Linked DNA regions of Homo sapiens: region 1 is linked to region 2. A link is an interaction called in ENCODE POLR2A ChIA-PET data of the cell type or tissue named here. Cell type or tissue: GM12878. All regions are shown on one strand. Each heading gives the region's core, and the rest is flanking DNA. Links, peaks and the distances in the headings are about the cores only.

Evidence for each region. ChIA-PET counts read pairs that join two places held together with the same protein. Peaks named below come from ENCODE experiments on the same cell type or tissue, not always from the same donor. Only the 100,000 strongest peaks of a DNase experiment are listed, where the experiment ranks them.
Region 1: POLR2A ChIA-PET joins it to region 2 with 5 read pairs; 4 of 35 experiments call an interaction of 5 or more read pairs at or near these places.

What each region holds. Positions count from the first base shown.
Region 1 is chr1:51,864,224-51,872,223 of GRCh38, forward strand. The region is part of intron 1 of NRDC (nardilysin convertase); the gene reads right to left. Among named protein-coding and RNA genes, the nearest start is that of NRDC, 11 kb to the right of the region's middle. In GM12878, for the core only: no CTCF peak of the experiment used is centred there; no DNase peak of the experiment used is centred there.
Region 2 is chr1:51,946,879-51,964,558 of GRCh38, forward strand. All of the region lies in intron 2 of RAB3B (RAB3B, member RAS oncogene family), which reads right to left. Among named protein-coding and RNA genes, the nearest start is that of RAB3B, 35 kb to the right of the region's middle. RefSeq lists an enhancer at 6,107-6,166. In GM12878, for the core only: no CTCF peak of the experiment used is centred there; DNase peaks (open chromatin) are centred at 6,343, 9,063, 9,492 and 9,814; H3K27ac peaks cover 546 bases.

The DNA of each region.
Region 1 (8,000 bases), core at 1-8,000, 88 kb before region 2:
TTCAATATTAATATATTGGCGGTACCTAGCTATGTGGAAAGACATTTTCAAAGATAAGGTATGTAAAATCTCATTACAAATCAGATTTAACAGATGAACTGACTGATGAACACTTAATTTTGATCCCAATAAAGCAAAATGTTATCCCAATAAAAACAATTCCATCATTCTTACTAGTAGAACTGTATTACCAAAAAACATACTATATTTTGAACTTCATAAAAATTTTCACCAAAAATTTGCAGAAATTTGTTTTCTTTTTTGATATACAAGTACTTACTTAATATCCTCAATTTCACCTCCTGACTGACAAAGCCCAAAGTATTTATTAGCTAGAACTTTTACAGAAAATATTTGGTGATCTCTGGGATTTATACTTTTTTAAAAGTATGACTGGACAACTGGTTATCCATATTTTTTTTTAAATAGTAATAAAATTAGATTTTTGCCAGGCATGGTGGCTCACACCTATAATCCCAGAACTTTGGGAGGACAAGGAGGGCAGATCACTTGAGGCCAGGACTTCGAGACCAGCCTGGCCAACATGGTAAAACCCTGTCTCTGCTAAAAATACAAAAATTAGCCAGGCGTGGTGGTGCATGCCTGTAGTTCCAGCTACTCAGGAGGCTGAGGTGGGAGTCGCTTGAACCCGGGAGGCAGAGGTTGCAGTGAGCTGAGATCATGCCACTGCACCCCACCCTGGGTGATGGAGTGAGACCTGGTCTTAAAAAAAAAAAAAAAAATTAGATTTCTTAATGTAAAAAACTATAATAAAATTTTTAGAATAAGATACAAAAAGTGCAAACCATAAAAGATCAATAACTGATTCAATGTTTGACTTTATAAACAAGGAGCAAACATAAGCTATGGACTTAGAGAATACATTTGCAACTCATATAATCGACAAAAAATTAGCATTCAAAATAAAATGAATTTTTACAAGTCAAATTTATAAAAAGAAAAAACAACCCAATAGAAAAGCAGGCAATTTATAAAAGGAGAAATCCTGATGTCTACAAACTATGAAATAATGTCTGATCTTATTAGTAATAAGGGGAAATACAAATTTTTTAAGTTTTTCGTTTTGTTTTTTTTTTTTGAGACGGAGTCTCGCTCTGTCACCCAGGTTAGAGTGCAATGGCGTGATCATGGCTCATGCAACCTCCGCCTCCCCGGGTTCAAGCGATACTCCCACCTCAGCCTCCCGAGTAGCCAGGATTACAGGCACCCATGATCATGCCTGGCTAATTTACTATTTTTGTAGAGATGGGGTTTCACCATGTTGGCCAGGCTGGTCTTGCACTCCTGACCTCAGGTGATTCGCCCACCTTGGCTTCCCAAAGTGCTGGAATTACAGGCATGTGCCACTGCGCCCAGCCTAAAAAGATTTTTTAAGAAAGAAAAATATAGGCTGATCTGAATTCAGTGGTATTCACAACTAAATGATGCCTTCTCCACTCCCACTGCTTCACTTGACTAACCTTTAAAAAAAAGTGAGAAATACAATTTTCCACAGATAGTAATTTTTTTTAAAACCTAACAATATCGACCAAGCATGATAGCTCACGCCTGTATTCCCAGCACTTTGGGAGGCCAAGAGGGCGGATCAGGAGGTCAGGAGAACGAGACCATCCTGGCCAACATGGTGAGACCCCATCTCTACTAAATATACAAAAAAAAAAAAAATTAGCTGGGCATGGTGGCAGGCACCTGTAGTTTCAGCTACTCAGGAGGCTGAGGCAGAAGAATTACTAGAACCCAGGAGGCAGAGGTTGCAGTGAGCCAAGATTTTGCCACTGCACAGCCTGGGCGACAGAGCAAGACTCCATCTCAAAAAAAAAAAGAAAAATTTCTTAAAATTAGCTGGGCGTGGTGGCAGTCCCAGCCACTCCAGAGGCTGAGGCAGGAGGGCCCCTTGAGCCCAGGACTTCTAGGTTACAGTAAGCTATGATTTCACCACTGCACTCCAGCCTGGATAACAGAGTGAGACCTTATCTTTAAAAAAAAGAAAAGAAAAAAACTAACAGTATCAATAACTGCTAAAAATGTAAGAACGTAAAGAAGCAGGAACTCTCATGTTCTATTGGTGTCAATGTAAAAAAGCACAACCCATTAGAAGAGTACTAATGGCAATATCTAGTGAGGTTAAAAATGAGTATGCCCAGTCATTTCACTTATAGGTATCATTTCACTCATAGGTATGTGCCCTAGATAAATTCTCAAACGTGTGCACAAGGAACCATATACAGTCCTCTGAAATGCTAGAAACAACTTAAATGAAAAACAAAAAGAAAAAAGCTAAATTGTGGCATAGTCATAAAACAAAATATAACAGAAAACTGTAACCAAATGACAATAGGAAAATAGATAATAACGATGTATTCATCAACAAAATATTAAACATTGGTTAACACAAATAACTAGAATTACACTTATTGACATGGATAAATCTCAAAAGCAATGTTAAACCAAAAAAAAAAAAAGATTATGAGACATCTAATGTGATACCTTTCTATTTCTATAATGCTTTAAAACATGCAAAAACAATGATATATACTGTTTAAAAAGTATGTTTAATAAAAAGTATACAACTATAGATAGAACTAGTACGGTATATACATGAAATTTAGATAGTGGTTAACACTGAAAAAAGAAGGCAGAGAAGGTAATGGGAAGAGGCAATATAAAGAGGGCTTCAGCTGTTATCTGTAAGGTTTTGTTTCTATATATATGTATGTTTTATATATACATATATGCCATATATATTCAAAGACAGAGTCTCAGTCTGTCGCTCAGGCTGCAGCACAATGATGCGATCATAGCTTACTGTAACCTCAAACTCCTGGGCTCCTGCAATACTCCTGCCTCAGCCTACCAAAGCACTGGGATTACAGGCATCATGAGCCACTGTGCCCAGCCTAAACATTATGTTTTGATCCAGACAAAAAGCAAGAAATAAAGTAACCAAAAAAAAAGACTGAAAAGTATATCCTTATGTAACAAGCCAAAGGAGAAAAGGAAGAAGACAGAAATGGAAGCAAGACTTTAAAACAGGCACTATTCTAGGCACTGGCGATATAAGCAGTAAACAAAACTAATTCCTTGCCCTTGTGATGAAACATTCCAGTGCAAGAGAAAGACAATGCACAAGTAAATTTATGTCAAATGACAATAAGTGCTATAAAAAAAAAGAGTAAGAAAAAACATGGAGGTAGGAAAACAAAATTTATTTTATACAGGCTGATATTTAAAGTCATGAGACCGGACAACATACAGAGTAAGGGTAGATGAGAAGTCTGAAAATTGAGCCCTAGATAATCCAAAATTTAGAAGTCAGGGAAATAAGAAGAGATCTGTGAATAAGCAGGAAGAGAACTATGAACAGTGGTGACCTGAAAGTCAACTGATCAAAGCATTTCAAGAAGAATGGTGAACTATGCAGTATGATGCTGATAGGTTGAGTAAGATAACTTGAGAATTGACTAATGTAAAGATATTGGTGACCTTGAACTAGCTATTTCAGTGTAACAATAGTGGCAGAAGTCTACTCTGAGTGAGCTTACAGAATAATGGAAACAGATGAATTACAAACTGCAAGTACAGATAACTCAACAAGTTTTGCTACAGTTACCAGAGAAACTGAATAGCTAGAAGGACATAGCTCCAAGGGGATAAAGAATAAAGAAATTTTCTCTCCTGAAGATGGAAACAATTACAGCATATTTGTATGCTCCCGGGGATGATCCAGTAAAAGACAAACTGATGATGCAGGATGGAAGGAGAACAATTGCTGGAATAATTAGTGGAACATAAAAGGTGTAAGGAGATGGGATCCAGTACACAACTGGAGAGTAGAGATAAGGTCTTAGGAGTACAGACTATTCATTTATTACTAACAGAAGAGAAGGTATGCAAAGACTCAAAGAAACAAATTCTCTCCCTTCAAAAAATTCAACATAATAGCGTGGAAAGACAAGTAATAACTACAAAAATATGAAATCGCTTGGAAAAAAAACATTGCTAGAGGGCCACACAAGAGTCACTAACTACATGTGGGAAGGGACGATTGAAAGAAAACAGAAAAGAGAGGAGATACTCATGCATGAATTCAAAAGGCAAATATGACCAAAGAAAACATGTGCCAAGAAAAGAAGCACAAAATAGCACAACAGAAGATGAAGATGAAGATAGAACGTTAAGAACAAAATAGAAGGCCTTGGACATTACCTGCCATTATGAGAAGTTTGTTAGAAGGAATAAAATGAGAGAATACAATCCATTTATACTCTAATTACTGCTTAGTACCTCCTCAGTAATGTATTTTCATAGAATAGCACTTAAATCTATCATGTAGTAACAGTACTGTCTGGCTGGGCACAGTGGTTCATGCCCGTAATTCCAGCACTTTGGGAGATGAAGGCAGGAGGATCACTTGACTCTAGGATCCAGGAATTCGAGACCAGGCTGGGTAGCATGAGGAAACCCCATCTCTACAAAAATTAGCCAGGTGTGGTGGTGCGTGCCTGTCGTCCCAGCTACTCAAGGAGGCTGAAGTGGGAGGATCACTTGAGCCTGGGAGGTGGAGGTTGCAGTGACCTGAGATCACACCACTGCACTGCATCCTGAGAGGGAGTGAGCCACCACCTCAAAAAATAAAATAAGGCATTGAAATTATTTAAAATGTTACCAGTGGTTAATGCAGGGTAGAATAATTATGGAGAATTCTCTCTTTTTGAGATAGGGTCTCACTCTGTTGCCCACACTGGAGTGTACCGGTGTGATCATGGCTCACTACAACCTCAAACTCTTGTGCTCAAGCCATCCTCCTACCTCAGCCTTCCAAGTAGCTGGGACCACACCAGCTTGGTGGTGCACACCACCAAGCCCAGCTAATTTTTTAATTTTTTGTAGAGGTAGGGTCTTGTTTTGTTACCCAGGCTGGCCTCAAACTCATGATCTCCAGCGATCCTCCTGCCTTGACTTAAGATGCTGGGATTACAGGCATGAACCAGCGCGCCCAGCCAGGAATTCTTAAATTTTCTTTTTATCTAAAGTTCCTTCCCTGTGATGACCACATAATACTTCTTTATTGTTATTTAACACTTATCTTCTTGTAATTACTAAAAAATAAATAAAACAAAAGTCAAATCTCTCCTTCCTTTCCCCAGAGAAATGAGCTTGCTGAATACCATCCCTAATCGTTTCTGTACATATATATGAATACGTGAAAAACTATAATTTAAGTAAACATATAACAGTAATGTTTTTTCCTTTTAAAAATGGAATTATACATTTTGTTTTGCCACTAGTTTTCATTCAACAATAAATCAGAGAAGATCTCTCTATTTCAACATATAAAATCACCTATCCTTTTTTATAGCTATGTATTATTTTCATTGTAAAACTGTAACATAATTTAATCTTTATTCAACCAATGGAAAATAAAGTTGTACCAACTTTTTACTACTACAAAAAATGCTACAAAGCCAGCTTTATTCATGGCCTTATCCAATATATAAACAGTAATAGCTAACATTTGAGTGCTTACTATGCCAAGCACAAGCTTCCACACAAAATATACAATATCAGCATACGCATTTGTAGTATTTGTATCATTTGCACTTCTGTAACCTGTCCATATTCATTTTCTCTGAAAATCAATTGCTTTAAAACTGGCCAAAATACACTTAAAAAAATTTTTTTAAGAGATGGAGGGATCTCATTTTGTTGCCCAGGCTGGTCTTGAACTACTGGGCTCAAGCCATCCTCCCATCTCAGCCTCCCAAGTAGCTGGGATTACAAGTATGTGCCACTGTGCCCAGCTTCAGAATACAATTTTAATCTAAGAAATTTCTGGCAAAATATCCCCATGAGTTCTGTGAAAATGCCTGGCATGTAAGCACTCATACATTCATACATTCTACAAATATTATTTGAGAACCTAAAATGTACTGGACCTTGAGTGAATAAAACAGACATGATCTCCGTACTCACGGGCATTTAGCCTAGCAAACATTTAAAGTGAATTAAGTGGAAAGCAAAAAGAAAAGTGAAGAGGGGAACACATCAGCTACAGAAAGACTAGTACCATTTGTGTCAACACAACTGACACAATTATAACTGACTCTTAAGCCAGTCTTCCACATCCTATAGATTTAAACTACTGCTTTATTCTTAAAATACTGCTTTACTTTTATCATTTTCATGCTCAAGAACCCACAAATTTTCTTAGTATTTACCACGTATACACTTCACCCATTTTCTACATTAGCTATTTCAAACCTTCACACTCAAGGCTTCCCCTATGCATCCCACTATTTCCCTTAGAGTTCCCCAGAGGACCACCTAAGTACATTTCAATGACTACTTTACAAATAAGAGGGGAAAGTCACCCTTTCAAGTTTTCACTGCCTGCATCCATACTCGTTACTTCCTTCACTTTAAGTGAAGATATTTTCTCGTCTCTCTAAAATGAGCCTCTCTGGGTATGTTCTTAAGATTAATCCTGTCACCTCACAACTATCTAAGAATCTATTATTATTATGAATACAGACAGTATTAATAATTAGTAATTAATAATTACTAATACTGACAGTATTATTACTAATACAGACAGTAATCTATTACTGTCTGTATCTTCAACTTCTCTACTGATTCTTTTTTTCTCAAGCAAGACATGCTCACCTCTTATTCATCTTGAAAAAAACTCTCTCTTGCTACAATGCACTGTTTTTATCCTAAAATCTCCTCTCATCCCTTCCCCTTTAAAACCAAACAATGTGTACCTCATCATTCAAAATTTCTCACTCTTGGCCGGGCGTGGTGCCTCAGGCCTGCAATCCCAGCACTTTGGGAGGCTGAGACAGGTGGATCACCTGAGGTCAGGAGTTCAAAACCAGCCTGGCCAAGATGATGAAATCCCCTCTCTACTAAAAATACAAAAATAAGCTGGGCATGGCGGCACATGCCTGTAACCCCAGCTGCTTTGGAGGCTGAGGCACGAGAATTGCTTGAACTCGGGAAGTGGAAGTTGCAGTGAGCCAAGATCACACCACTGCACTCCAGCCTGGGTGACAGAGCAAGACTCCATCTCAGTCAATCAATTTCTCACTCTCCATTCATCCTTAACTCACTACAACCTGGTTTCTGCCTCCATACCATTCCTTTGAAACTGCTTTCACCAGTAATAATTTCTCGAGTCTCCAAAAGGGATTCAGTCCTAGTACTGCTTGACCTCTCAGTTTTATCTATCATCACTCCTTGCTTCAAGAATTCTCCTCCACTGGTTCATTAAAAAAAAAAAAAAAAAAAAAAAAAAAAAAGCCACTATCACCTGCTTCCCAACTGCTCCTTTTCAATTTCAATTGTTTATAGGTTGCTCTTCTTCTGTGTCCTTATGAAGATCCTTAGCCTTAGAGACATTAGTTAACTTGCTAAAGGTCACATAACCAGTAGACAGCAAGCTAGAAACACAAATGACAAAACAAAAAGTCATACTTTACATATCCCTATTCTAGCACCTATTATATTTAATGCATTTCAGTTTCAGTATCTGCTCCCTGACTCTCCTACAGCAGATCATAAGCTTCTTAAAAGCAAAAGAGCTTTTACCATCATTCAGTTCTTTAAAAACAGGGCGTTTTTGTTTGTTTTTTGGTTTTCTTTTTGAGACAGTCTGGTTCTGTTGCCCAGCCTAGAGTGCAGTGGGCGCGATCTTGACTCACTGCAACCTCTGCCTCCCGGGTTCAAGCGATTCTCCTGCCTCAGCCTCCCCAGTATCTGGGATTACAGGCATCCGCCACCACACCCAGCTAATTTTTGTATTTTAGTAGAGACAGGGTTTCACCATGTTGGCCAGGTAGGTCTCCAACTCCTGACCTCACGTGATCCACCAGCCTCAGCCTCCCAAAGTGCTGGGATTACAGGCGTGAGCCACGGCGCCCAGTCAGAAAAACAGAGAGTTTTTTGTTCTGGTTTTGTTTTTTTGAGACAGAGGCAGG
Region 2 (17,680 bases), core at 5,054-13,053:
GCCTAAGATCTTGCAGTCAGTTCATTTCAGACTGAGATTCAAACCTGGTCTGTCTGATTCCAAAGCTTGTGCTGTTTCCAGGATGCCGTTTACGTCATTTCTCTTAATTGTTATATCAGCTTGAAGGAGGACAAGTTTGAGTCCCCAGTTGATATATGAATTAACTGAGGCTCATGGAAGTTAAGTAAATTGCTAGGGTCACAAACAATAAGGAGGCAGACAGAATCCAAATTCTGGCCAGGCACGGTGGCTCATGCCAGTAATCCCAGCACTTTGGGAGGCCGAGGCAGACGGATCATTTGAGCTCAGGAATTCAAGACCAGCCTGGGCAATATGGTGAAACCTTGTCTCTTCAAAAAATACAAAAATTAGCTGGGCATGGTGGCATGCTCCTGTAGTCCCAGCTAGTTGGGAGGCTAATGTGGGAGGATCACTTGAGGCCAGGAGGTGGAGGTTGCAGTGAGCTGAGATTGCACACTGCACATCAGCCTGGGTGACAGAGTGGGACCTTGCCTCAAAAAAAAAAAAAAATTCAAATTCTGTCTTGACCAAAGCCTGTGCATTTTCAACACAGCCTAAAGTCCAACCTGATTTGTATTCTTGATTCTCTTTAGCCCCCAAGATCCTCTGCAGCCTCCCAATACAGGAAGTCCTCTAACCATGTCTAAGGCTTCCAGGGACCAACAATCTCCCCTCCACCAGAGCATAAGATTGGAAATCACCTAGAAAGCTTAAATGAAATCACATGTGATCCAACACACACTCTTCATTTCTTCGTAAAGTTTTCCACACGGTCGTCACACATGCCACATTCATTTCTGCTCTATATCTCTGTTCATGCTACTCTCTGCCACAATACACCCTCTCCCAGCTTCTCTGCTTGTCTTGACCATCAGATTTTTGGATTTTAGGGTTAAAAGGAAACCTTAGAAGTCATTCAATCCATCCTCTCACTTAAAATAGGAATTCCTTCCACAACATCCTTGTATTGAGTGCTTCCAACTTGGACACCCACCCCCTCACAAAGCAGCCATTCCACTGATGGACAGTTCTGATTATTAGAACATTTCTTCCTTTCGTTGAGCTGAAATCTACATACAGTAATTTCTACCCACTGATTTAATACTGTTCTCTGGAGACACAAAGAATAAATCTAATTCTTTACTCATGTGGCAGCCCTCCAAATATTCAAATCCTTACACTTCCTTAACTCTTACAGTTTACAATGTTTTTTTCTTATTATCTCAGTTTATTCCCTGAGAAACCCTGTGAGAGAAGGACCAATATCTCTGTTCTATAAAAACGGCAACTTAGGCTTGAAGAGGTGAATGACAGGAAATCATGAAAACGGGCTTAAATAAAACCAGGTCTTCTGTCTCCCAACAGACCATCCTCTTTCACAAGGCTACTTCACTGATTTAAATCTCTTGTCACAGGGGCCTTGACTATTAGCAGAACAGCCAGAGAAGAGTGAAGGGAACTTGAAACCAGGTGAAGGAAGATGTTTAGCCATTGAGGGGATAGTACTGCTATCTTCAACTATTTAAAGTGCCTAAAGGCACTTCTCTTTTCCTTTCTTTCAAATCTTCACTTGGTACTGATTCTGTGCCAAGCATTGGTTAGGTCCTGAAGACAAACAGATGAATACAAGCCGGTACTTGCTTAAAGTCTACAGTGTCTGTTACCATAGGAGGTAAACATGTATTGGGTGGGGGTTCTGAAGCGGAAGAGGCCCATTCCCAGAGAGCCTTCCTAGTGCCCTTCCCTGAGGTAATGCTCTCTCTTCAGAGCTCAGCTCAGCAAAGAAGCTGACCATCCTGGAAAAGTCACATGCTCCAATTATATGCTTTCCTGGCACCATGAGCTTCTCCTTTGTACCACTCACTCCCACTGTAATTTTGTATTTATTTGTGTAATTATTTGATTAAGGTCTGTCTCCCTTGCCAAACTACCAGTGCCACAAGAACAGGATGTCTGGTTTTGCTTACTATTGCATCTCCAGTGCATGCCACAGCACCTGGAACACAGGGCCAGAGTGTTCCAATAAATATTTGTTGAAAGGATAAATGTATGGGGGTGTCTGTAACAATTTGGATAGAGCACACAGAATGTCAGATGGTCCTTTGGAAAAATCCAAACCTTCCCATCTCCGTCTGCTGGCCTCCCAAAGCCTACAAGATGGAGTCCAAGCTTCTCAGTAGATAAAGACCCTTCAGGATCTAGCTCAGGCTTCCCTGCTAGTTCCTTTCCTGTCATTCCTTAACTGAAACAGTGAGCTCCAGTTTTTGCCTTAACTACTTGTGGTTTCCCAAACACGCAGCTCCTTCGCACCCCTGGGCCTTTGCATATGCTGATCTTTGCCTGGAATGCCCTTGCGTTCTATAATTCACAAACATATTCAAAGGTCACATCCTCTGAAGTTTTCCCTAACTTTCTTTCCCCACTAATTCCTCCCCTGCCCTTTAAATGTTTGCCATTACACCGGCACAGGATTTTTCTCAGTCACTTTGCCAGGCTCACAGAAGGAGACACCCCATCAACTCTGGCCCTCAGGGCTGCAACTGAGGGCAAGCTTCCAGCACAAATCCCGTGGCCACTGCAACCGCACCTTCGGCCCCTGGAGGGAGGGGATGTGTGAGTGAGCAAGTGCAGGGTCCAGCCAGCCATTCCGAGTGCTGACATGAGAGCAGGCTTTGTGAGGGGCTTGTGGCTTGACCAGGCATGTCACCCCAAGGGGAAGGTGGCAGTGCCCAGGCAGGGGTGCCTGCAACCCCAAAGCTCCAGAGGGGTGTTACAGTGTGCTAATTAGCTCTTGCAGCCCCATCAGCAGCAGCCCAACAGACAGTGGCATGCTAACAGCTCAGTCAGCTCCTTGCTCCACTCTAGCCCACAGCTCCGGGACTGGCTTGGCCCCACCACTGCTTCTGTCGCACGGGGTGGCTGCCTTCCACCAGTGGAGGGCAGGGGGCCACAGTGCCACAGCCTTTTGGGTACTTGCATTCAGAGGGTCCTAAGCTCTTGTCCCACATCCAAGAAGAATGAGGTCACATTGACAACTGTAGGGTGATGAGGGTGGAGAATTTTATTGAGTGACGAAACAGCTCTCAGTAGAGAGGGATCAGGAATGTGGGGTCTCTCACCCAAAGTCAAGTCATCTCTCCCAGTGTGGCTGAGTCTGGGGTATTTTTAGGCACAGGACAGGTGAGGGGTGGGCCATGAGTACTACTGGAAAAGGCAACATTTAATTGGTTAAAAAGCATTATTCAAAAAGAACCAACCAGGAAAGGGTGGGCAAACAGGAACACAAGTTCTCACTCTGGGTCATGGGTTTCATCCAGAACCAGCAGCAGTCCAGGCTGTTTTTGGCTTGAAGGTGGGGTTTCATCAGGGACCTGTCCCTATCTGCCTAGGCATTTGTCTGCCTCCTGCTGCTATCAATATCACTGTACACATCACATTTGTTATAGTTACCAGTTTGTTTTTCTGTCTCCTCTTTCAGGCTATGAGCACCCTAAAATCAAGTCATACTTAGCTAACTATTAGGCCCTCAACTATAGCACCTGCCACATACTAGGAACTTAAAAGAATGCTAGCAAAAGAAACTCAAGGGCTGACTGTGCTGAAAAGGGAAAGCTCATTTAGAACTTCAGGATTGGTTGGAATAGGGTCTGTGAGCTCATACATATCACCTCCTTTTTCTGGGCACTTTCCATGTCATAGACAAAGGGAGGCCCAGAGCAGTGACAACTTGAGAGGTCACACAAAAAGTGAGAGGTTATCTCTGGGGTCTTCATCCCTGGGTCGTGCCCTGTTGCCTGTGCATTCCTCCAGCCAGACTCCTCTCTCTTCCCGTCTTCAATCCAGGCAAGATTAGTGGATGGGGATGATGAGCACCAGGGAGGCAGGTAATGAGAACTTTCAAGCTAGCTTTCCCCCATGCGCTACCCTCCGACCCACAGCTGCTCAGCTCCAAGTGCTTTGTTTTTCTGCAGCAGCTGAGAGCTGAGACATTATGTCCCATGGGAATGGAAGGAAACTGGAAGGGGAGAGCTCTTTAGGAAGGAAAGAGCAGTTCAATAGAGCTTGGGAGACACAGAGGACTGAAAGTGGTAAAAATGGTCCTTTGGAGCTAGCTTAATATTATAGCTATCCGTCCTCAGCCATATAGACCACATTATAGAGCACCCTACAGTTTACAAGTACTTTTATTACATCATCTTACAGGAGCCTGACAATGATTCTGTGATGCAGACTTTTTTTTTTTTTTTTAACAATTTCAACTTTTGTTTTAGGTTCAGGAGGTAAATGTATAGGTTTGTTACATGGGTATACTGCATGATGCTGAGGTTTGGGGTATGACTGATCCCATTACCCAGGTAATGAGCATAGTACCCAATGGGCAGTTTTGCAGCCCTTGTCCCCAATGCAGACATTTTAGAACCAGAAGAAATCAATCTTAAAGTTCATCCAGTCTGACTCCTTTCTTTTACAGATAGAAAAACTGAGACCTAGACACTCAGTGACTTTCCCAAGGCCACATAGCTCTTTATTTTTAGGCTCAACCAGGACTCAAATTCAAATATTCTGACTCTACATCCAGTGCTCTTTCTAGCCCACCATGTGTCATTGTCACTACTGATTTACAGGTAATAAAAATGGAGTCAGCCAGGTGCAGTCACTCATGCCTGTAATCCCAGCTGAGGTGGGAGAATTGCTTGAGCCCTGGAGTTGGAGACCAGCCTGGGCAACAAAGTGAGACTGTGTTTCTACAAAAAATCAAAAAATTAGCTGGGCATGGTGGCCTACACCTGTGGTCCCTCAGCTACTCAGGAGCCTGAGATGGAAGAATCACTTGAGCCTAGGAGATGGGGGCTGCAGTGAGCCATAGACATGCCACTGCACTCCAGCCTGGGTGACAGAGCAAGACAATGTCTCAAAAAAATAAATAAGTAAATTGGAGTCCAAGAACACTTAGGTAGCAACTGGTTAGGTCCTTGAGGGCAGAGGGTAGAAAAGAAGTCACTGGAATCCAGGATTAAGGATTCTAAAGCGCCTCCCTGCCCTCTGTAATCCTATCTAATCTTTGAGGTCCAGGTCAAAGTGCACCTTTTTTGGGAAGTCCTTCAGGACCCTGTCTAAATTCATCACCATTGCTTCTGGCCTTCCACAGAATGTACTTGGACCTTTATTTTAGTGACAGCAGAGCACAGGCCATTAAAGACAGAAAGCCCTTATGAGAGTAATTAATTCCACATATATTCACTGATCTTAGCCTGTGCCATGTGTGATCCCTATCCTCAGAACACTCACAGTCTAGTGGGAAAGTTAGACACATGTGAATCCTATGAGAGGTGTACATACCCATTTCACAGATGGGAAACAGGACCCCAGAGAGATGAATGCCCTGTATTCTTATTTTTGGCATTGGTCTCTCACACAAAGCCCTCAAATACTCTAAACTCAAAAACACTCATGGATATAGCTATTGATTTCCATGATTTCCACCAAGATAAAGGCACTACTTTTTACTTCAAGTGGATTAGCTGAAGGTCATAGGGCTTCCTTGCATTGTTCCTCAATGTATGTGGCATATCTTAGGTATTCAATAAATATTTTTAATGAATAGATCATAGCACCTATATCAGGAATTTGCTTCCACTCTCACCTATATCTCTCATTTAGACTGGAGGAGGGGCTGTGCCTTATTGTTTCTGTACCCTCAGTGTCTAATGCAATACTTGGCACCTGGAAGGTACTCCATAAATACTGAATGAACAAAGGAATGAATAAATGAATAAAGGAATGAACAAAGGAATGAATAAATGAAGAAAAAAGATAAAAATGAAGAAAAATGAAAATAAAAGAAGGATGGGTAATATAACCTTTTTGTTGCCCTAAATTAAAAACATGACATCACCCCCAAACACACCCCTTTTCTGGAAACTCCCTCTTTCCTCAGCTTCTGTGAAGTTTCTCTTCCCCTGTTCTCTCCCTTCAGCTCTGCCGGTTCCTGCTGTGTCTCCTACACTGGCTCCTTATCCTCCCCTGGGCCCTCACTTTCAAGTTTCAGATGGAAATTTCCAACTGTCTGCTGGGCATCTCCACTTAGCCTGAAACCATCCAACATGTATATGGTTGACTATTAATTATGACCTATTTCATTTGTGTCTTCTCCAGCTATTAAGCCCTTATGAGTACCCCACACGCATCTGGGCATATAGCAGTATTCTAAAGATGCCTGCAGAATGAACCATCATTCATAATATCCCAGTGCTTTGGCATGGACAAATTTAGCATCAGAGTTGCCAATCCATTTCCTCATCACTCTTTTTGCCTCCAAATTGACATCAGCACCATTCACAGCATTCTGAGAAGTCTCTCTGGGGAATTTACTTCATATGCCACCTGCTGTACCCTTTATGTGACTCACCCAACTCCCCTTTGAGACAGGAAAATGTGGGGAGAGAAGTGAGGTGGAAGAGAGCCAGGAGGAAAAAAAGAAGCATGAAACATGATTATACTTAATACATCCCCAGATCACAGCAAGCAAAAGGAAATGAACAGAGTCAGGCCTTGTGCTGAGAAATTGCAGGTGATAAAAGTAAGACTCTTGTCAAAAGACAATTCACAAAAACTAATGGTAGGCCAGGCACGGTGGCTTGCTCCTGTAATCCCAGCACTTTGGGAGGCCAAGGCGGGCAGATCATCTGAGTTCAGGAGTTCGAGACCAGCCTGACCAACATACTAACACGTCTCTACTAAAAATACAAAAATTAGCTGAGTGCAGTGGCGCACGCCTGTAGTCCCAGCTTCTTGGGAGGCTGAGGTAGGAGAATCACTTGAAGCTGGGAGGTGGAGGTTGCAGTGAGCCAAGGTCGTGCCACTGCACTCCAGCCTGGATGACACAGCAAGACTCCATCTTAAAAACAAAAAACTAAAAAATACCTAATGGTTAATAAATATACAGATGATTTATTCGATAAATAATCAAAGAAATGCAATTGAAATTATGAGATACTTTTTTAACCTACTGAATTAGCTAAACTAAAATTAAGATAACATTCAGTGTTCACAAAGGTAAAGTAAAATAGGAATTTCACTACCGAGAATCTGTCTAAAGGAAATCATCTGAAACCTAGGAAAAGTTTTACACACAGGGATAATCACTGCAACATTATTGATAACAGCTCCAAATTGGAAAGTAGTTGAATGTCAAACAATGGGGGGAAACTGAGCTTTGAGAGGCCAGAGAATGGGCCTCACTCTTTTACCACTGTTGAGAGTGCCTGACACGTGGTAAGTGCAACAAATATTGCTGGATGAATGAATGAATGGATATGGTTCATCTTTTGTATAAAGTACAATGAACTCATCAAAAACATATAAAGATTTTCTAACAATGTTAGCTACGCTTATGTTATAATGCTATGTTTAATAAAATTGAATATATAATCTGACCTCAACTATGTTAAAAATTCATAGAGAAGAAACTGGAAAGGAACCAACCACCAACCCAAATGTCAGTAACATTTTCTTCTTTATGCTTGGCTGTGATTTCAAAATATGTTTTAAATAAGCATATATTAACTTATACATTTAAGAAAAAAACTAAATCCTTAGTAAGCACTGGCAGTTGCTATTCTTATTATTATTACCAGTCCAGGGAGAAGGAAGTATAGGAAAAGCATGTGAACCAACCATGAGTGGATCACTGTTGTAGCTGGAGGACAGAGTTCATGTACTACTTATTCTCCCTACTCGAGTGTGTGTTTGAAATTTTCCATAATAAAATAGCTTAAAAAAATAGAGAAGCCTGAAACAGCACAGCATCTGGGGAGAAAGCAAGCAGTTCCATTTTCAATGGTTTGTAAAATACCATATTTCATAGATTCTCAGATGTCCACTTTTTCACATTTTAATATCTTTAAAAAAGGATGTATCTTAGAATTGATAGCATCTTAGATTCCTGGAAACATAGTACTTAAAATAGTAGACAGGAGAGGAAGTAGGAAGTGAGGCTGTAGCTAGATCACGGAGGTCTTGAATGCCAGGTCAAGGTGCTTGGATGTCGTCCTGACGAGAACAGAAAGCCACTGAAGGGTTTAGTGTGTCCAACATAGGGCCTATCACCCGGAAGACATTCAGTTAGTGTGTGCTAAATAGTAAGGCCACTGAGGATCAGGTCACTGCTGCTTCTGCCAAAGGCCAGGGGGCGTTGACCTTTATGAGCGAAGTTTGAGGCCTTGCCCTCCCTCTCCTTCTTGTCATCTCATGAGTTCCAGTTCTCTCCCGTTTTGCAGGGCAGAATCATTGGGTTGTATATTAAGGTGATTTTTCTCCCTCTAATCCCCCAATTACTTCTATTTTCCTGAAAACAATAAATATTTCTCCAGAAGCTGAGCCAACACCATAGCCGATGTGAATGCCCACAGCCCTGGGTTCTACAGCACCCTCTGACATGACATTCCAAAGCCAAAACCTTGGCTTGGCACCTGGCCCAGGGACTTACTCTTACTTACTCTTTTTTTTCTTAGACAGAGTCTCCCTCTGTCTCCCAGGCTGGAGTGCAGTGGCGCAATCTTGGCTCACTGCAATCTCTGCCTCCCGGGTTCAAGCGATTCTCCTGCCTGAGCCTCCTGAGTAGCTGCGATTACAGGTATGTGTCACCACACCCAGCTACCCAGCTAATGTTTATGTTTTTAGTAGAGACAGGGTTTTACCATGTTGGCCAGGCTGGTCTCAAACTCCCGACCTCAAGTGATCCGCCAGCCTCAGCCTCCCAGAGTGCTAGAATTACAGGCATAAGCCACTGCGCCTGGCCCCAGGGACCTATTTCTGAACTCATTTCCAAATGGAGACACAAGGAGTTAACATATACAGAGCAGGCAAGAGGAGTTCAGAGACTTAACTAGATAGAGAAATCAGGAGTCCAGGATCCCCATCCTACCCTGGGCTGTTTTCCCTCTGGTCTCATAGCTGCTTTCTTTCAGGAGTTGGCCCAAGTCACCATAGCAGACGAGTCCCCTGAGGATCATTTGCATACAGGTGGCAGAGTGTTCTAAAAATAGGATCAACACTCATCTCCACAAAGCAAATGCCTTGAAATTTATTTACAAGGGACAGGGGACAAACATCTGAGGAGCGAGGAAGAGCCTGTCAGAGGCAGCCTGACAATGAATGGCAAGGGAGCCACACAGCTGTAAGGCTGGGAGGCAGGAGGCCTGGGTATGGTTTAATCCTACCACTAACTTGCTTTGTGGGCTTATGAATACTGTGCACCCTGCGCCTTGGATTCTCCTCTTTAAATAGGGATATTAGACTAGATTACTTTTTTAAGGCCCCTTCTAGCTCTAAGGAGTCAGGATAAATAGTAATAATTGTTATAATCAAATAATAATAATTGTTAACACGAATTGAGTACTTACTAAGTGTCAAGCACTGTGACAAGCACTTTTCATGCACTACTTCATCAGTCTTCATAACCAGCTCTTTGGAGTAAGACAAATAAACTGAGAGGCACAGGGAGGTTAAGTACTTGCCCAGGTTAGCAAATGTCAGAGCTGGGAGTTTAACCCCTAAGTTATACTGCCTGCTAGGATGCTAAACTTATCCCTGGTTTTCTAACCTAACAATTTCACTGCCTTCAGCTCTTGCCACCCCTCTCCATTCTTTTCTCCTCAGGTTCTGACCAACCTGGACAACTCCATAGGCCCCAAACATTGTGTTCCTCTAAGTCTCAGTGCTTTGCTCATGCTGCACCCTCTGCCTGGATCAGCCTTTTCCCCTTCCCTGCCAAGGCAGTCGCTAATTACCATTCCAATTCAGCTCAAATGCTTCCTCCTGTATGACTCGCATTTCCTCCCATACCCACAGGCAGAAATAATGACTGGCTGCCATTTGTTTAGACGGGCTGTGCCAGGCACTGTGCTAATTCTTACAACTTTCTGAGCGAGGTCCCATTTTCATACTTATTTTACAGATAAAGTAATGAGATTCAGAGATTAAACACCTTGCCTGAAGCCATACAGCTGGTAAAAGACCCGAGCCAGAAAGTCAAACTTCACAGCCTTCCTAACTTCTCTTCTATCCTCTCTCCAATGAAACTGTGTATATGAATTGCCAACGTGCTTGTCTTTCCACCAGACTATAAAATCTTCTAGTGGTTTTTATGTAAAGTCTATATAAACTCTTTTCATGGTTTTGTCTGTTTGTTCTTGAGTGATCAAATGAACTGCTGGGAGATAATCTGTAGCAGCACAACTGGTGGAAAACTTAGGCTAGAGTCAGGACCAAACCAGGAGGAAGAAAAAAACGGTGCAGGCCCTCACTCTGTCGATCTTTTCCTGCCACTTTAAATCCCTATGGGAACAAGACAAAAATATATTTTAACAATATTCCCTGCACTTTGGCACCCACTTCTGTCCTTATCACATCCTCCAAGAAGCCTCTTAAAATTACCCTCATTCTCATCCTCCCCCCTTAATTTTAGTGTTCCTTCAGCACTTATGTGTCATTTCATTAAACACTGTAAGCACTTAATGAACAGACAGTGTGAAGGGCAGCAGAAAGAGTATGGATTTTGGGGTCAAGCAAATTCTAGCTTTGCCACTTCTTGGCATGTGACCTTGGACCAGTTGCTGTCTTTGACTTTCTGAGCTGCAGATCTGTTAACTGCAAAACAGGTTTCATAATAATATCCTTTTCTTGGTATTGTTGGGAGGATAAAGTAAGATAAGTGTTGTGACAGTGTGTTGGTAAAGTTCTGTATAAACAGTCGTGTTCATTTAATTTACTGTTTGCCCTCAGTAATCTGCTGCTCTTCCCCCTGGTGTCAACACCCAGAATGGGCCTCAGATTCCTGGTGAGCTAGAGCTGTAGGAAAGTGAGAGGAGGGAGGAGCCCAAGAAAGCAGGGCTAGGAACCACCTGAGCAAACTTCCGCTGGAAGGAAATTAAAGGGCTAATTAAGCCTCCGTTGGTGGTAAATTTCCAAGCCAGCCTTTGGGCTCAATCAGTTGACACGGCAACACACCGGTGGGGGAGGCCGGTATCCTGAGAGGACATATTCTCTCCTCACAAAATGGCACCTCGTGGCAGCCTGAACACAGGGTCCAACCTCAGAATTGCCACCAATTTTCTCTATCTTCCCTTTCTCTTCTCTCTTACCTTCCTTATCTCTTCCTCCCCATGTTCTAGCTGAAGAACCTGAGGGGTTCAGCCAGGCACAGAGGAGGCTGGGATGTCCTGGGATGGCTCTAGTACAGCATTTAATTGTTGACTGAGGTTAGGTGTCACTTTTTATATGCAGAAGTAGGGTCCAGTAGGAAGATCCCAGGCAAGGGAATGAGTCCCAAAAGCCTGCATTCAGGGCCCACTTAGTCCATTTGTCAACTTTAATAAAGTACAACCCTTTACCCTCTGGGCCTCAGTTTCCTCAAGTGTATAATGAGGATGACAAGACCTCCTCTTGTGATCAAATGAGATCTCATATGTATCAGATGATCAGACTGGACTGGTGTCCACAGTGGTGCTGAGAGGAAAGCCGGTAAGAAAGTGGCATACTCGGCCGGGCGCGGTGGCTCATGCCTGTAATCCTAGCACTTTGGGAGGCCGAGGTGGGCAGATCACCTGAGGTCAGGAGTTCGAGACCAGCCTGACCAACATGGAGAAACCCTGTCTCTACTAAAAATACAACATTAGCCGGGCGTGGAGGCGCATGCCTGTAATCCCAGTTACTCGGGAGGCTGAGGCAGGAGAATCACTTGAACCCGGGAGGCGGAGGTTGCGGTGAGCCGAGATTGCGCCATTGCACTCCAGCCTGGGCGACAAGAGCAAAAACTCAGTCTCAAAAAAAAAAAAAAGAAAAGAAAGTGGCCTACTCATTCTAGAGAGGCTAACCCAAGAGGAGCCTCAGACCTCCCAGCCACTGAGGGGCAGAACTGATAGGGGTGGGGGTGGCACAAAACTTGATCTGAGGCCAAGAGAGAGATCAGGCACTGCAAGTGCAGAGAGAAGAGATAGCCTCAACTTTGAGAGGTATACAGCCTTAGCTTGAGCACTCACTTTCATTTTGCCAGTCTTTGTTAAACCCTTACTATTGGCAAGGCCCTGTGCCTGGTGCTGGAGCTGTAGACCCGAGTCAGACCCGGTCCCTGCCCTCAGGGAGCATGCAGTCTGGGAGGAAGACAGGTGAGTTCCAGACACATGCAATACAGCTGGTTAGTATGGAAAGTTAAGGAGGGTCCTTAACTGCCACTGAGTTGCGGGGAGGTGGGTCATCAAAGGTTTCCCAGAAGAGATGATACTTGAACTGAGTCTTCAAAGTCAAATGGGAGTTTGCTGATAGAAAATGGGGGAGGAGGCCAGGTGCAGTGGCTCATGCCTGTAATCTCAGCACTTTAGGAGGCCTCGGCAGGAGGATCACTTGAGCCCAGGAGTTCAAGGCAGCCTGTGCAAAAAACTGAGACCCTGTCTCTATAAAAAAATTAGCCGGGTGTGGTGGCACATACCTAGGGTCCCATCCACTCTGGAGGCTGTGGTGGGAGGACGGCTTGAGCCCAGGAGGTCGAGGCTGCAGTGAGCCATGTTCACACCACTGCACTCCAGCCTGGCTGACAAAGCAAGACCCTATTCCAAAAAAAGGAAGAGAAACAAAAAGGAAATGTGGGTAGAGGGGGAATCTCTAGAGAGGAGGAAACAACCTGGGCAAGGCAAGGAGTGAAAAAGTGCATCCCGACTCCCAGCCCAGAAGAGCCTAAGGAGACACGACAATTCAGATCAGTTGTGTTCTAGATGGGATCCTGGGACAGAAAAGGAGTAGTAGGTAAAATCTAAGGAAAGTGGAATAAACTAGGGATGTTAGCTAATAATAGTATATCGATATTGGTTAATTATAACAAATGTACCATACTAATGTACGATGGTAATAACAGGGAAAACCAGGTGTCGGGTAAATGGGAACTCTCCATACTATCTTTGCAATTCTGTAAATCTGAAACTGTTCTAAAAAATAAAGGTTTTGTTTTTTTAAAACTGCATCCTGTGGTTGGGTTGGGGGTTTAGAGTACACGTGGGTGGTGCATGGACTGCCTGAAGGGTGAAGATGGGGTTGGGGAGGCAGAAAGGGCCAAGAATGTGTTGAGGGGGATGCAGGAGAGCCCCCCTGGATTTTAGGCACTGGAGTGACAGCGATTATGGAGGGCAAGCCTGAGGGCAGGGAGTGCCACCGGGCAGCTGCAGTCCAAGGGGGAGAACAGGAATCTAAGGTAGGAAAGGGCAAAGGAGAGAGCTAGGCTCACAGTCTGCTCTCAATAAATGTTTATGGAACAGAACTGACCAGGGGATGCGTTCAAGAGAAATTGGGGAAATAGAATGGATATTTCTCATGAACAATCAGATGAATATGACAAGAGCAGAGAGGAGTAAAGGATGACCCTTAGTTTTGAGCTGGGGGCAGTAGTGGGGCACTCAAGAGAGGGGGCACTGTATCCCCTGGGACCTGCCCTCCCAGCCATCTGGGCCTCAGCACAGAGCCCCTGCGTCATTAGCACAGAGCTGACAGACTTCACAGAGGAAGGTGAGAAGCACAGGAGCACAGACAGGATAAGAGTTTCCAGCTGTCGCCTGGCAACCCAAGGTGTGGGGCAATGGTGTTGGGCAACGGTGTGGGGGAAGGAGGATTCTGCAGAAGGAAGGGATTATAAATCCTCAGTTGAATGGCCTCCCCCATCCCACCCCTGTCCTTAGCAACACATCAGGCAGGTTCCAAGCAGGCTAGGAGAATCTCCAGCCTTAGATGGCAACTGGACGTCTTCAGGGGCAGAGCACTGCTGCTCTCTCCATCCATTGAAAATGGGAGTAAAAGGGCCACAACTCACAACTAATTTCTCTGTTGATGACTCCGCCTTGTAAGTCCTGTGGCTCGCAATCTTAAAGTGGTGGTAACCCTAAGATCAGTCACAGTAGTACAGCATAATAGAAACCTCATGAGCTAATCCTGGCTCTCCCCTTCACTGTATGACTTTGGGTAAGTTTATTTAGCACCTAATATGTTACAGGCTCCATGCTAGATCCTTTCCCTATATGATCTCATTCAATCTTTACTACAACACTAAGAAGTAGGCATTAATATTCTTCTATTTTACAGCTGAGGAAACAGAGGTTCAGAGACATTACTTATCACACTGCTGGTACCATGTGTTCATTCCACCTACACCACAGCTGAAGTAATTAAGCCCCCAACCACTCCTTTCACCCTATGCCCAGAACATGCAGCAGCTTCTTCAGAGACCACTACATTCAGTGCCAAGTCACTTAATTACATACCTATACACTGGTGTTGCTCAATCTTGGATGCCCATTAGACTCCCCTGTGAAGTTGTAGTGGGACAGAGAGAGAGGAGGGCTGGTAGAAAAGGAGGGGAGCTGGTAACTAAAAGGTGATAGTTTGCAACAGATAACACCTCCGTTTCTGAGAGTGTTTGTTTGGAGGTTCTGATTTTTAGCTGTGACGTTGACTCTCAACCACCTGTGAGGTCCCTGGGGTACCACAGGGCAGTGGAAAGAGTGGGGAAGGCAGTTTGGTGTGAAAAGAACACTCTGGTGGCAAACATCCCTAATTTTGAGTCCCAGATGTGCTATTTTCCAGGCTTGGTAAGATTTGGTCAAGTCCCTTAACTTCTCTGAGTCTCAGTTTCCTCATCTGTTCTGGGCACCATCACTGTGATAATTATAAGGGAAAAACTGCAAGTAAAGCACCTGTAAAGTATGTAATTGCTGCCCAAAAATTGTAATTATTAACAATTTCACCATTTACAGAGTGCTTTACCTATGTGAAGATATAACAAGGGGTTCAAAACTCCATACATGGGTTTTGAAGACAGTCAGACCTTTATTTTTATTTTTATTTTTTTTGAGACAGTCTCGCTCTGTCACCCAGGCTGGAGTGAAGTGGGGCGATCTCGGCTCACTGCAACCTCCGCCTCCTGAACTTAAGTGATTCTCCTGCCTCAGCCTCCCAAGTGGCTGGGACTACAGGTGTCAGCCACCAAGCCCCGCTAAATTTTTGTATTTTTAGTAGAGACAGGGTTTCACCATGTTGGCAAGGCCGGTCTCAAACACCTGACCTCAAATGATCCACTTGCCTTGGCCTCCCAAAGTGCTGGGATTACAGGCATGAACCACTGCACCCAGACTGAAGCCAGATAGACCCTGATTCAAATCTGGACTCTGCCACTTACTATTTGTGTGAACTTGAGACAGCCATCTAACTCCTCTGGACCTCAGTTTACTTCTCTGTAAAATGGGGATAATAACAGCACCTAGTTCACAGGGTTAGTGTCAGGATGAAATCAGTTCATAAAAGCACTGAGCACAGTGCTGGCATGAAAGCCCGTGCCACTGTCAGCTCACATCAGCTTTGTGGGAGATAGTATTAGTCCCATTTACAGGTGAAGGTCTAAATGAAAGCTGCTGTTCATTGCCACAATTATTGATGTGTGAAGTCAAGAGGGATGCCAGGCATTCAGAATAAGAATGGCACTTTTGCCAGACTCTGGGCCTCTAAATGCAGGGATCAAAAGGAAGCAGGGATCCTCCCACACACGCCACACAACCACTGTCTGTCCTGGGACCACCTGTCTGCTTTATAATTTGTTTTGTATTCTCTTTATCCCTCTGTTCATGTCAATTATGGCAAGAAGCCCATGTCTCCAAAGCCATCCCTGATCACTGGACTCCAATTGCCATATAGCTCAGTACATCATCATCTTTTCTAACACTGTCTCCTCCCCTCCCCACTGAAACCTTTCTCTGAGTCTTCTGAAATTCAGTCAGTCATCAGAAAAATCTATTTTTGCTCAGCCTCTCATCCGAACGTTTCTTTTACCTCCTTGCTGTAATCAAAGCCCGGCTCTCCCTGAGGACATGGCTTCTCCTAAAGCCTCTAAATTGTTGCTCACTTCCTCTCTCATCACCCTTGAATCAGCGGGCTGGAGGTGGGATAGATGTTGTTGCTTCTCACCCCTGCTTTCATATCACTCTCTTTCCCTCCTTCAAAAAAACAAAACAAAACACCTCCAGCTTTCAATATCATGAGATTATACCACCCACTTATCCCTCTACTGGCCAGTGAACAGCTTCTGCTTCACTGTTACTCTCTCCATAATTCTTGGTGATTTCAATATCCACATAGATGAGGCTTCCATCACCTTGGACTCTCATTTCCTTGAATGCTTCTCCTCCAGTGATATTGATCTCTGACCCCACCTCAGTAACTCACTCTCACAGTCATATCCTGGACCTTATCATTACCAATAGTAATTTCAAGCCTCTCATACTCAGACCACTATGCTCTTTCCAGCTCACTCCTTGTAGATTCCCAGCATCAACAGTCTTCTTTCCCTACCACCTTTTCACTGTCCTTCATCCCTTGTGTTGTTACCTCCCTCTTGGCCCAACTTGAATTCTAAGGTCAATCATGACAACAGCCTCCCTTCACATGCCCCTGACTCCCCAGGCCCTCTTGCTTTGTTATACTCAGCAAAACCACACTTTACTTAAAGTCAACTCTTTGCCTATTCTATGCCTTTATCCTCAGAGCAAAACATGGCTGGAGAAAAACACACAACCATGCTTCAAATTCATGAGCTGATGAATTTAAATTTATGATCACTAATTTCAAATGAAGTCTTAATGCTAATCAGCAATCAAATTACATTTCCACAGTCTATTCACTCTCCCACCTTCCTAAATGACATTCTCCTCTCTCTTCGACTCTCCAAACTTCCTCCCTCATCTTCACTCTCCACTGATGACCTTGCTTCATCAGAAAATTGTACTTAAGAGAACTCGAACCAGCACATGGAACCCCAAGCTGCACCTGTGCCCAAACCCTCTGCTTTCTCCCCTGGGAATGTAGGTGCACAGTCTGTGCTCCTACCAAGGACTCACCCTCTGCATGTAATCCTATCCCCTCTCCCCAGTTCAAGGATATTGTCCCAGCAGTTCTCCTTTGTTTCCAAATCATCAGCTTTGTATTTTTGTTTCTTTGTTGGCTTGCTTTGTTGATCTCTATTCAATTGTTCTACCACCATACGAACGTGCTGCTACTTCTCAAATCTTAAAAAAACAAAAACCTCTTCTGATTCACTTCCCCATTCACCTTCAGCTACCACCCCAATTGTCTCCTTTTCTTTAGAGCAAACATCCTTCAAAGTGCTGTGTCATACTTGGTGTCTCCAATTTCTCTTCTGCCATTTTTACCAGGCTTTCACCCCTCCTACTCCACCAAAACAACTTGTATCAAGGTTATCAATGTACTCTATGTTGCTAAATACAGCAGTCAATCCTCAGTTCCCATATTCATAACCTAGCAGCCATATTTGACACAGTTGATCTCTCCTTCCTCTGAAAAACTATCTTCACTTGGCTGCCAGGACACCACACATTCTCATTTCAGTTGCTCTTTTTCAGTCTCCTTTCCCGATTCTCCCTCATCTTCCCAACACCTTGGTGTTGGAATGTCTCCGGGCTCAGTCTGTGAACCTTTTCTTCTTCCTGCCTTCACTCTTTCCCTTGTTAATCTTATTTGGTCTCATCATTTAAAATACTACTTGCTAACATATACATGCAGACTCATTTATCCAACTGCTTATTCCATATCTCTACTTGGTTATCTAACG